2 separate regions of the Homo sapiens genome follow, and region 1 is linked to region 2. The links are chromatin contacts, found by Hi-C in ENCODE. All regions are on one chromosome and are shown on one strand. Each heading gives the region's core, a stretch centred on a gene start or an enhancer-like site at or near the end of the contact. The rest is flanking DNA. Distances are from core to core; before and after follow the strand shown. Region 1 holds the start of SLC25A21 (solute carrier family 25 member 21). Region 2 holds the start of FOXA1 (forkhead box A1).

What was found. Hi-C counts contacts between places; a loop is a spot of excess contacts on that map. Pooled maps may share reads with other maps.
Region 1: a pooled map shows a loop between it and region 2 (2.6-fold over the local background). The contact joins the promoter of SLC25A21 here to the promoter of FOXA1 in region 2. A Hi-C loop is called at or near these places in 1 of 168 maps with a recorded cell type or tissue (PC-3) and 1 of 50 pooled maps.

The regions. Positions count from the first base shown.
Region 1 is chr14:37,168,372-37,174,594 of GRCh38, forward strand. SLC25A21 (solute carrier family 25 member 21) reads right to left here and starts at 4,235. Exons shown (of 10, transcript NM_030631.4): 1 at 3,910-4,235. The coding sequence starts at 3,979. SLC25A21-AS1 (SLC25A21 antisense RNA 1) reads left to right here and starts at 3,655. Exons shown (of 1, transcript NR_033240.1): 1 at 3,655-5,423. RefSeq lists enhancers at 3,350-3,929, 3,930-4,508.
Region 2 is chr14:37,590,915-37,597,768 of GRCh38, forward strand. FOXA1 (forkhead box A1) reads right to left here and starts at 4,335. Exons shown (of 2, transcript NM_004496.5): 1 at 3,987-4,335; 2 at 1-1,797. The coding sequence starts at 4,058. The coding sequence ends at 451. It overlaps TTC6 (tetratricopeptide repeat domain 6), which reads left to right and starts at 4,715. Exons shown (of 33, transcript NM_001310135.5): 1 at 4,715-5,094. RefSeq lists enhancers at 289-838, 4,271-5,130, 4,644-5,843.

The DNA of each region.
Region 1 (6,223 bases), core at 2,985-5,484, 420 kb before region 2:
AGGCTACTGTCAGTGCATCAATCTCTTCAGTATTTTAAATGAAAATATTACAAACCATCTTCTTATAAAAGACAGACCTATATCGTTATAGAAAATACCTATTGCCCATTTCATGGTGTATCTAGTTTCTCTGGAAAATAATCTCCCCTGAGGTTCCCCACCTCACCCGCCCCACCAATCTGCATAGGGATTAGCTACAGTTGATTGGTACAGAGGTGGGCCCCTACTAATGCTGGGTTATTTTTAGTCTTTCCCCAGGATTTTGGACTAGAACCGAAAAAAAAAGCAAGTTAGTCTCTCACTCTCTCCAGGAAAAAGAAGTCTTGGGGATCACATTCTGATACACAGACTAAAGAACAACAACAACAAAAAACCCAGCAGTCAACTGTGAGAAAGAGGACTGAGGAGGACACCAGGGGAACACAAGGAAATAGCTTCACAGTGTGGCACTCTGACAACCTTATATCTTCACATAGACCAAGCAGGCAAGGTTAGACCATAATCTGGCCTGAGTCTTGGCAGAATGCCCTGTGATTTCTCCAAGTGAAAGGGTAGATAAGCAGCCTGGGGAGGAGCTGCTATCTTGTGGAAGACTGCCACACGGCCGCTTCTCATCCCTCTCCCTAGTTTCAGTTGAACGCAAGACTTTCCACCTTACCCCCATGTAGGTTACAGCTGCAGATCTCAACATTAAGTCTATAAAACTACGTGGCTGTGGTTTAGAGGTAGATCCTTAACAGCAGAGTGACCCACTCATCCCACCTATCCTCTGGTCTCTTCTGTTCAGTGCTGACTGTGGTGCTATGGGCACAGGGAGCTGGCACCATGATGTCTTGCTTTTGCTGTCTGTATAACTAATAAACTATCTGACTGCATTTGGGCCTGCTTACTCCTTACTAGGCGAGTGTCTGTGGAAGTCTTGCAAGCCATCCCGAAAGGTGTAGTAGTAATACTTGTGGCCCTATTATTACCTGCCTCCCTGCTGCCTTAGGAACACTTGACTACTAAAAGAGAAGAGATGGAGAGACTTCACTTCCTGAGTTATCCTCAGCACTCCAGCCCCTTATTCCAGTTTGTTCCAGGAATGCATCCCAGACCTTGAATTCCACGAGATACCCTGGTATCTCTCCAATAAACCTCCCAGTTTCTTTTCTTTTTCACCTAAGAAAGCCAGAATGTATCTTTGGCCTTTACAAACAAAAGGTCATAACACACACACACACACACACACACACAGAAGTGTTGTATTCATGGACAATACCAGTGATTAGAACTCCAGTGCCAGAGATTCAAATCTATTTTGTTTTTATTAAAATTCTTCCTCTCTTGTGTATTGATTTCTATCTGGCCCTTGACCAAGTATATATAATATGATTAGCCCACATGTACTACAGTGCAATAAAGATAAAGTTTTATGAAAATGTTTTTGGCCAAGTAAAAGAAAATATAATTCTTTTTTACTATTATGAAAGTATAAGTTACTCTAATCATTTATTAATAACTCCATAGTATTAACTATATAAATCAACTATGCTATTTTTTATCTTATAAATATCCTAATTTGCATTTATATTAGTTACATTTATAAGAATATATGATGGAATCACACATATTTATGCCAAATACTTATCACTCAACAAAACAGCATAAGTAGGATCAGAGTTTGATCTACTTTTTTTTTTTGAGACCGAGTCTCGCTCTGTCGCCAGGTTGGAGTGCAGTGGCACGATCTCGGCTCACTGCAACCTCCGCCTCCTGGGTTCAAGCGATTCTCCTGCCTCAGCCTCCCAAGTAGCTGGGACTGTAGCCGGACACCACCAAGCCCAGCTGATTTTTGTATTTTTAGTAGAAACGGGGTTTCACCATGTTGGGGAGGATGGTCTCGATCTCTTGACCTGGTGATCCGCCTGCCTCCGCCTCACAAAGTCCTGGGATTACAGGCGTAAGACACCGTGCCTGGCCGAGTATGATCTACTTTTAACATTCTTTGAGTTTAGCTGTGCCTAATACATAGTATGATCATATAAATTAGCATACAGGTGCTTATGAGTCATCAGTCTTAGCTTAGGATGTTAATCAATTGGCCTCACTTTCTCTTTGGACTAGCTGAGTTTTCTTTCATCAGGGTCATAGACTACAAATCAACGAGTCAGGTACAGAAGACAGAACCTTAGGCATTGCGGAATTTGACCAAAAATGGTAAATAAATTGGTGCAAATTCATCATCACAATTGGAAAACTGAAAGAGCAAGCAGTGGGGCCACTGCAATTATAATAACGGGTGGTGGCTCACGCCTGTAGTCCCACCACTTTGGGAGGTCAAGGGGGTCAGATTGCTTGAACCCAGGCGTTGGAGACCAGCCTGGACAACATGGTGAAACCCTGACTCTACAAAAAAAAAAATCCCCTTCCCCCACCTCCCCAAAAAACTAGCCGGGCATGGTGGTGGGCTCCTGTAGTCCCAGCTACTCTGGAAGCTGCAGTGAGAGGATCACTTGAGCCCGGGAGGTTGAGACCAGCCTGGGCAACATGGCGAAAGCCCGTCTCTACAAAAAAAATTAAAAAAAAAAATAGCCGGCATGGTGATGCGCATCGGTAATTCCAGCTACTCAGGAGGCTGAGATGGGAGGATTGCTTGAACCCGGGAGTTGGAGCAGCGAGCCGAGATCGCGCCATGGCAATCCAGCTCCGGTGCCTTCCAGTCTGGGCAACAGAGAGAGACTCCATCGAAAAGAAAAAGGGGGGAGGGGAGGGGAGGGGAGGGGAGGGGTGGGGAGGGGAGGGGAAAGATTTTACAATTTCCTGTAAGCAATGAATGGCTCTAATGTGATATTGATGAAATACCATCTTTAAGAAAGTGTACAGATTGTAAGTGACACGTGGCTGCTTACGTTACTCCTGAGATGCAAGTAGATCATGACATAATGATAACCAGTCATAATTTGCAGTAATCCCTTACAAAAAGTCCAAATTTGTTTGAAAATACAGAAACTTTTACTAGTCGAAGTTAAACATTAAACATTTTCTAGTCATTGCCTTAACAGGATTTATTAGAGTTACTATAATTTATTGAAAGAATGGCTAGATTTATAAAATGTTTTCTGGTTATGAGCCAATTATGGCAATTATTTTAATTATATATTTATAATAAAAATGCATGACTGTAAGATAAAATTTTAAACCAAATCATAATTTATATTTTAAAATAGCTTTAAAATACTTGCACATAACACATGTCGTGGTTAGTAACTTTCTCCAGCTACATTTAAAAGTATTTCTAAGATTAATTACAACATTTTTTTCTAAAGGTTTATTTTTTCCCCACAGCATAACTCTATAAATTAACGTGAGCCCATTATATCAAAGGTGTTTATGTGTGTTACATATGCATTTAATTTTAATATCCTTATTTAAGGCACGAATATCCCCAAGCAAGCACAGTATGCAATAAGAAGTCCTGTGGAGTCCTGTAAGTACTTTGATGAGGAATGCAGGATTTATGTAAGACCTGAGCGAGCTTGAAGAAAGACTCTACAATTGATAAAACTAAGTCAGACCGAACTGGATCATTTTCAAGTAAAATAGGTAGCAAGGCAAAAAGACCGCCTCAAAGTCGCTGCCCTTGGGGCTCTGCCACTTGCTTTACAGGCTAGGAACGGACAATGCCGGGAACCCGAGAGCGGCCGGCGCGGACGCCGAGGCAACTTTACTTGGGGCACCCACTACTCGCAATCAACTCCCGGCCTCCTCTGCTCTCGCGCCTCTAGGGGCTCAAGCACTGCTCCGGGAGCGCTGAATTTTGAGGAAGAGGGCAGAACTTCAGTAAGGAGACCTGTCTGGGCAACGGTTTCAGGACACGCGGTGGGGAAAGCGACTAGCCTCCGGCGGGGCAGGGCGGGCTGTCCTTACCTGCAGAACCACCGGCCACGATCTGCCGAGAAGCCTCGCGCACTAAGCTGACTTCAGGCTTGGCGGACATCTTCGCCAGGCGGGAGGACAAGGGAGTGGGCTGAGATGCGTCAACGAGCTCGCAGCCTGCACAGCCTACTGATCCAGAGAGCCCCGGCTGGGCTGGTCCTCAAGCGCGTTGGCTCCCTGTGGAGCAGCAATCCGGCGACTGCTGGAAAGCGAGGGTTCGAGGCGCAGATTCGTCGCGCGATCTCCGGCGCGTCGGAACCTGTTCGCAGCGCTCTCGCAGAGGCGCCCTCGGCTCCGAAAATGTCTCTGGAAAGAAGACCCGCGGATGGGTTTGGGTTGGCTCACCGCAGCGGCTCAGGCTTTGTCTCCTAGATTGGCGCCCACGCCCTTCTCTATCAGGAGCCTCCGGTAGTTTGTCAAACTAGACGGTTGCCTCTGATAACTCAAGTGAAGTGACCCAGGCCTGGAGCGCCAAGTACAAAGCGGGGACGACACTTGCACCTCCTGGCAAGCCAGAGCACAGTGAGGTTCAAAAGAAGGGACAAGTGAATAAATTCCTCAGTTAGTTGTCCTATAATTGTGGTCTGTAGCAACTAAGTCAAAGCAAATCTAATTTACACTTACCTTACAATAGAGCTAAGGTAGTACTTTACCAAAAATGGTTTTGATTTAAGGTAAAATCATACCTCATCAACTTGAGTTTTATTTACCTAAGGACCAAAAGAAGAAAAAGCCTGGTTACAAATAGTTTCTTCTATACCCAGGTCAGTGGTTCTTAAAAGTGGTTTTAGTACCCACAGCATCAGCATAATTTGTGAATGTGTTAGGAAGTCAAATTCGTGGGTCCCACCCCGACCTAAACGGAATCAGAATCTCTGGGGATAGGGCCCAGAAACGAGTTCTCTGTTGATTGTCATGAACTTTAAAGGTTGTGAACCACTGACTTAAACAATTGAGGAACATTAAGGAACTTAACAGTATATTCTCTCAATAAAATGTTTGATTATTCTTACTAGCCCCTTAGGATAGTTACCAAAACAAAACTACTAATTTATACTCTTTTAAAACTACAAGTTGCCTGTGTTATGTAGGAGAGATATAAGATTGTGAAATTTTCCAAAAATACCTGCCACACCCCTAACAGACAGGAGATGATAAGAGTAAAAGAGAGAATTGGGAGGCTTTAGAAGCCCTATTGTAATATTTCTTAAAACACATTATTTATTGCTAAATATATTTAGTGTGAGCCATGTAAAAATTGCCATTTTTGGAGGTCAAAAACCGTTGAATATCAGCAATTTAGTATGGTTCAATTTATGTGGTTTCTAATCAAATGTACAAAGTACAATAATTTGGTTTCATACTTGATTTTTTATTTCTTAGGCTGAGTCATTAAAAGTTGATCAGTGATATATGGCAAAATTATTTAAAGTGCTTGAGGAATTGGGGAGACTTGCTGCTTATGTGATCAGATATACAAAAATAAAGTTTTTCATTTCATTAAATATTTGATTAAAACTGCTAAGTTTGAAAATGTTTACCAAGAAATAGTTTTCAGAAATTTTGCTAACTTGATAAAGGCTTTTGAGCAATATCTTTCAGACTTTTTACTAATTAAATAGGGAATCTTGAGTGCAATATAGAATCACTTATTCAACAAATATTGAGAACCTGTTATATACTAGGTATAGAAACAGAATTTCAGAGCTCATAGAAAATGTTTTCCTCATTTTTCAAAGCAGAAGCTGAGTTTTCCAAGATCACACTAGGCGTAATAGTATAGCTGGGATTCCATCACAGGACTCCTTCTTTTGATAGCATTGGATTGTAGATTTAAATATTAACCACAGGCTAAAAAAACTACATTCTGTGACACAAATACCCCCACAAATTAATTCCATTTTTTTTTAGTTTTTAAAAATTTGGTCACAACTATTAAACCCTAGTGCACACACTGAAACAGATTCTACACTGAGAGCTCACTAAGTGTTAGCACTTGCCTAGGTACTGACAATATCACTACAAATCCCTTCCCTGTGGCACTTACAATCTAATGGAGGAGATCCTACCACCTTGTAAGTAAATTTTTGCCTTCCCTACGTTATCCAGGAAATGCAATAATACTTTTAGGTCAAGATTTAAAGACAATCTTTTGACATAATTATTTCCATGAGTGTCTTCCCCTCTGAAGATCTTATCCATGGTAGGTGGGAGCAAGTTTGTGTCTAAGACCCAGCCTCTAAAAAGCTCTGTGGATTCAGTTGGAAAACTCCCAGTTATCCTTGTTAAAAAGTTACTTCCTCTT
Region 2 (6,854 bases), core at 3,085-5,584:
TTGCCACAGACCTGTAAACTCGTAGGGGGTCAGGTAAGGAGGGGGAAAAAGCACAAACAAATATTTTACAAACTTGACCATCTTCCTTTTTTGTTTTTTTAAATAACCCTCCACAAACTAGAATGTCTGGAGGGGAAAGAGGGAAGAAAGAGAGGGGGGCAAGGAAGGAGGAGAATTTCATATATACACTTGTGGATCATTAAACTTCGCAGGAAAAAAATTGGTTTGGGGTTGTCTTTGTAGTAATATACACAATGAATTTTGAATACAATAATAAAGTAACAGTCTTTTGCACTGGGGGAAAGGTTGTGCATGAAAAATGAAATAAAAATAGTTGTTGGGATTTTATTATGCTGTTGACGGTTTGGTTTGTGTGGTTTTGTTTGCTGTTGATTTTTTCTCTCTTGCTACCAGCATGGCTATGCCAGACAAACCCCCCAGTCCCGGGAGCTAGGAAGTGTTTAGGACGGGTCTGGAATACACACCTTGGTAGTACGCCGGCTCCAGGGCTGAGGGCTCGATGGGGCTCCTGGTGGTCACCGAGGCGCTGCCTAGAGGCAGGCTGGCGGGCAACGTAGAGCCGTAAGGCGAGTATTGCAGTGCCTGTTCGTATGCCTTGAAGTCCAGCTTATGCTGCTGCTCCGAGGAGGACATGAGGTTGTTGATGGAGAACGGGTGGTTGAAGGAGTAGTGGGGGTCCCCTTTCAGGTGCAGCTGGGACTCGTGGGGTGCCAAGCCGTGTGCCGGGTGAGAGGCGGGCACAGAGGCCAGCGCCCCGGGCCCGGAGCTTATGGGGGGCGCAGTTGAGGAGGCTGGAGTCTTCAACTCCGAGGCGCCCCCTGTCGCCGTCGCCCCACTGTGGTCCAGAGTCTGGGGGCTGGCGGCGGGCCCGGGGGCCGGCGCGCCCTCTAGCTGGCCGGTCTTCCCGTGCACACCCCGATGGAGGGGCGAGTCGGCGCTGGGGTTAGAGGCGCCAGAGGGGTCCTTGCGGCTCTCAGGGCCGCCCTTGGCGCCGCTGCCCCCGCTTCCGCTCCCGCCCCCGCCGCCGGCCCCCGGCTGCTTCTCGCACTTGAAGCGCTTCTGGCGGCGCAAGTAGCAGCCGTTCTCGAACATGTTGCCGGAGTCCGGGTGCAGCGTCCAGTAGGAGCCCTTGCCCGGCTTGTCCGGGGAGCGTGCCACCTTGACGAAGCAGTCATTGAAGGACAGCGAGTGGCGGATGGAGTTCTGCCAGCGCTGCTGGTTCTGCCGGTAATAGGGGAAGAGGTCCATGATCCACTGGTAGATCTCGCTCAGCGTGAGCATCTTGCTGGGCGCCTGCTGGATGGCCATGGTGATGAGCGAGATGTACGAGTAGGGCGGCTTGGCGTGCGGGTAGCTGCGCTTGAACGTCTTGGCGTCGCCGCCGCCGCCCGCGCGGCTGCGGCCCAGGTTGGACGGCGCGTACGCCATGGGGCTCATGCACGGGTTCATGGCGGCCGCGTAGGGGCCCAGGCCATTCATGGAGGCCGCCTGCTGCGCACCCATGGCGCCCATGCCGCTCGGGCTCAGCGCCGTACCCATGGCCGTCACGCCGGCCGCAGTCATGCTGTTCATGGCGCCCGCCGAGCCCCCCGGCATGCCGGCTACTGCGCCGGGACTCAGGCCGGCCCCTAGGCCCGGGTTGGCATAGGACATGTTGAAGGACGCCGGGGTCATGTTGCCGCTCGTAGTCATGGTGTTCATGGTCATGTAGGTGTTCATGGAGTTCATGGAGCCCAGGCCTGAGTTCATGTTGCTGACCGGGACGGAGGAGTAGGCCTGGAGTGGAGACAGCGAGTGAAGAAGCCCCGGAGGGCGGGGTTAGTGGTGGGCACTGGAGGGCGGCCGTCCGGGACCTAACCCGGGGGCAAGTGCAGAGCACTTTGCAGAACACGGGACGCCCCCACCCGGGGCAAATGGCTAAGCGCCCTCCCCAGACCGAGCAAAGATGTCTTGCACGGCAGGGGGAAAATCCTAGCGCGGCAGGCATGAAAGATAAACGCTCACAGAAAATATGACCCCAGGAAGATGTGTAATCGCCTTACACGCCAGGCTCAGGGGCTGGCTTCCAGGGCCCCCTCATCGCCTCCTCCATCCACGCCAGGCGGTATCCCAAGTCTCCACCCCAACCAGCCTCGGCAAAGCGCCCTTTGGGGGGAAATCGTTGATAGAGCAAATCACCTATGGACATGGGACCCCCTGAATCATCTGTTTCCCAACAAGTGGCTTTATTGTCCTAGGGGTTTTTGCCTATGGTGACTTTTTGTTGTTTATTGTATTTAGAAGTAGTGTTTTCTACCTGCTTGTAGCAACTGTAATGTTAAAAGGGAAGCAAACTCAGAGTTAAATAAGTTTTGGAAAAATAAAACTAAAAGTAGATCCATAACAGAAAGGGCTGGGAGGGGGTGCTATAATAATCTCAAAGTGCTATATGCATTTTATTTTAACATGACTTTACATGTACACCTTTGCAAGCTATTTAGAAACTCGCATTAATTTTGTCACCACTTTACAGTCCCCTGTTTGAAAAATTTGGTGACACAGTTTGTCAAAATAAATCTTTTTTTTTTTTCACATGCTGATGTTGCTGCCGATGATTTCAACGCCTGGCTTTGAGATTCCGTGAGTAGTCTTGAATAATTTAAAATTCGAAAATCAAATTCTACTTATTTTCTCTTAATGCTATTGTATTTCCTAATTCTCAGCTTTAACATGTAAGAAAGTACTTTCGCTAGGGGTCTTAATTGAATGGTGGGGTCGAGATGACTGCGTCAGAATTAAATCTCTGGAAGACCTCTGAGCTCCTTTTAAAATCATCAACAAGCGAAAATCCTTATCAATAGCGATGTGGGAATGCATTAGGTACAGTATTTTAAACATACAAAACCTAGGCATATTAAAAAGCACTCCTCTGGTAATTTAATAAGGAATAATGATGTCCTTAAGTTTATTTTAATCAGCAAGTATGACTCAATTTGAAAATATGAGAACAAATAGATTTAAATAGGAACACCCAGTAAACTATGGTATGCAAATAAACTCAGAGGTAAACTTGTGAATACATAAATCTAAATAAGTCAGTTACCATCAAAATATTACGTGATCCTATATTTTTCTGTCCACGTCTTAAAAGTATTTTTTACCTTGGGGCTTTATTTTCTTTCCCTCTTCCCAAGATTATCCAAGGCAGTTCCAATACGCGTTTTCAATAATGGTAATTAAACTTTTGGAGGGTAATCGCCAGCTGTTTCCAGAAAAATACTTTTAATAGGTGGTAGTCCTCCCTGTAACTGGTTTTCCCTGTAATCCTTTTGTGCACATTGTAAAAATAACCCCCATGAACGTGCCACCAAGGGGACAATGAAGAGAAACAGGTTCTCGGCCCAGAGTTGTGAAGAAGATTTTGGTCGCACTAGCGCCACCCAGCGGTTTTAGAGAAGGAGCACACTTCTCCCCAAATAGGGCTTTTGAAGAACAAGTTTTACAAAATTTAGAAATCGTTTCATTATTGAGACACCCAACTTGGCGGCAGAGCGCTTTAATCAGAAGACGTCTGCGAATTAAACGGTGGGACGAAGAGGTCGCCTTGTGGGTATGCTCCGGCTTTCTCAGAGTTGCTTCCAACTCGCACCGGCGCTCGCCCGCCCGCTGCACCCCGGGCCCGGCTCCTGCTCCCGCTCGCTGCTGGGAAGAGGCAAGCGCTTCCTAGAGCCGCTGTTTTCAAAGCCCGGAGTTTCCTAAAACTCCCTCTCCGGCTGCGAGAGTCGGGACAGAGCAGGGCAGCAGGTCCCGCTTCCAGGCCCGGCCAAGGCCCGGCCGGGGCCACACCGGCGGGCGGGCAGCGGTGGCACCGAGAAGGCGCCCCCGGCCCGCCTGCCTGCCTTGCCTGGCGCCCACCGCTCCCCGGCCTCCCCCGGCACGGGCTCCAGCGGCGCCCCACCGGCCGCCCGCCTCGCCTTGCCTCTCACCTCCTGCGTGTCTGCGTAGTAGCTGTTCCAGTCGCTGGTTTCATGCCCTTCCATCTTCACAGTTCCTAACATCCTGGAGCCACCCTGCCCAATACAACCATCCAGCCCTGTGCGAAGCGACGGGCGGCCGCGCGGCGCGGGGCGGGGGAGGGGAGCTGAGCAGCTGCAGTCACCCGAGCGCCCGCGCGGGCCCAACGCCACCCGGGCGAAGAGGAAGCCCAGAGCTGCGGGGCGCGGCGTGCGCGGCGGCGGCGGCGGCGCGGCGGGCGGGGGCAGCGCCGGGGGCAGGCGGCTGCCGCGGAGCGCGGCGCCGGGGAGCGCCTCCGCGGGAAGTGAGCGGGCTGCCTCTGCGAGGCAAGTGCAGTTGAGCTGATGTGGATCTTACGTCGCTTGAGTGCCCACCTCCTCGTCCTCTCCCCATTTGTCCGCCGCACAAAGACGCTCGCACCTACAAAGCCCGAGGTGCACCTGCAAGGCGGCCGCCCGCCAGTCCGGCCGCCGCGCCTCCCGCCCCGCCGCTTCACCGCTGCGCGCGACCCCTCCCCCGCGACCCCTCCCCCAAGCGGGGCCCTCACTTTGTTTGCAAAGCAGTGTAATTGGTTTAGGCCCGGAGGCTAGGGAAAGAGGGAAATGGGGAGGGAGGGGGTGTAACCCCCTTTGGAAAAAGAAAAAATAGGCGGGGCCAGGCGGGCGGGCGGGCTAGGGCTCTGGATCGGAACCTCGCAGCCGGAGAAGGCCGGGGGCGGTGGCGTCGGAGACTGGGCTTAGAGACCTTGTGGGATAACTGACCCCGGGGTCCCTCCCCAGAGGTACACGCCACCTTCCGAGCGCGGGCTGCGGCCCAGTCTCGCGCCCCTCCTGCTCTTTGCTTCCTCCCTCCTGATTCCTGACCCAAAGTTCAACCCCGGGAGACTGGAGAATACAGACTTTTTTTTTTCTTTCCTCCTGAGAGCTTCAGACTAGAAAAGGGAAAAAGCCCCACTTTTGCTTCGTCACTAGAAACCGGGTCATCTGAGTCAGCCGAGCCAAGTGACGTTAGGCCGACCCGGGCCCCGGGCTAGCAGAGCGGAGGCGCTGCCACGAAACTCGTACCTGCGGCTAAGAGCAGGTGAGTCACAGCACCGGTTTATATCTTTATGACATAACTTTTTTTTTTTGTTCCGCCTCGGTCCGCTCCTCTCCCCTTGTCATCTGTAGCGACCACAAAGAGGAAGAAACTGAGAGCAGATGTCTGTGTGATAGGGCAGGCGGACCCAAGTCGGGCCGTCCTCCCCCTGCCGGGCTCCTCCTCCCGCCCCCCTTCAGCCGCTTCAGGGAGTGAGCTGGAGACGACCGTCTGGTTTCTGATAGGAAAAGGTCAGGGGGAGGGGACATCTCCCATAACACGCGCGTTAGCTGGGAGAGCAAGGGCCTGGGCGCGGGAACGCATCTGCACTGCGAAAGAGATGCCAGGCAGAAGCCCGAGACTGCCCGCAGCGGCGCTTGGTCCTGTCTGTGACCCGGAGGGTCCGGGCTGAGATCTCAGGGGCTCGCTTGGTTCCTAATCGGTCCTGGACGTCGGTGGGAGAGTCTTCCCAACGCAAAGTCTCTTTACTCTCATGAGGCCCTGGGTGGTGGTTGCCCACTTGTCCTGGGAGAGAGAACAACTGAAGTGACCGGGTGATAGGCAATTAGTTGGTGATAGATTGGGAGATGGTGCGTGTGTTTTGAGTGTGTGACCGTTTGTATATTTCTGAGCATGTGTGACTGTGTGTGTTTCTGAGTGTCTGTGACCATGTGTTTGTTGTACTGCCTGTAGAACCACTAGGTTTCCTTAAGTAACAATAAAATAAAATCTAAAGTAATTAAGAATCCGCAAAATCTTCTTGTTTTGCAAAGTTTTTAAAATGTTATTAATCTCATTTTAAGAAATGTGTTTTAACTTGTCTTCCAAACAGATACCTTTTTCCCTGTGCTTTGTTCTTTTAAATCTCTTTTACTTGAAATCTGGCAAGAGAATCACTTTAAATCCCTGAACCAAACAAATCTCTTAAGTCAGCAGGGGAGCAGAGAGGGTGAAGATGTGCAGTTAAGGAAATAAAAAAAGATAAAAGCATTGGATTACATTTTTTTTTTTTTTTTTTACAAAAAGGGTGGGGGGGTAGAAACGTCACATCATAAGGAAAGGAATGAGTGAAATTAAATCCACCTGGAACTCAGTAGGGCAGGAACCCTCCCTAATGCAGCCTGCTCCTGTGACTGCAAGTTGTCCCATCAGTTTGTGTAAATGTATCTGCGAATTGTGTGTCAGAAACTAATTCTTTTGTGCAAAGTTCCCATTAGTAGCTGACTTTAGTTCCATTTGTAAAGTATACGGATGCTTAGCTTCCTGGGCCTGATCCGGGGGACTTTCAGTGCTAATGAGCTTCCTTGTTCCTTCTGGAGGTGATTCTCCAATACCCTCTTGGCTCTTCAATAACACCGAGCAAGACTAGGTTATTTTCTACCGAGAGTAACAATTTATGGATAGTAATAGCTTTTATAGTGCACAAAAAAGTTGGCGCTTTAAGTAGGGGAAAAACACTGTCACCTTAAAGGGGGGGTCAATTACAATATCAAATGTTCTTTTAGCCCACTTCCCAAACCTACTAAGTCTCATATTTTCAAAAAAAAAAAATTGACTTAAGAAAAAAAAATCCACTTTTCATAGCGTGATGGCCGAAGCGGAATTTCTCCTAGGCTTCTTCAAAGCCCAAGACCGGTGATGCAGAATGGACTCTGCCAGCTTCGGAGACTTGATCCAGGTCAGGGATCCCAGGTTCGCAGCCGGGGGATTTCCACGAAAACAGCGCCTCCTGTCGTGGAGAGGGAAAGCTGAATTTTCCCGCA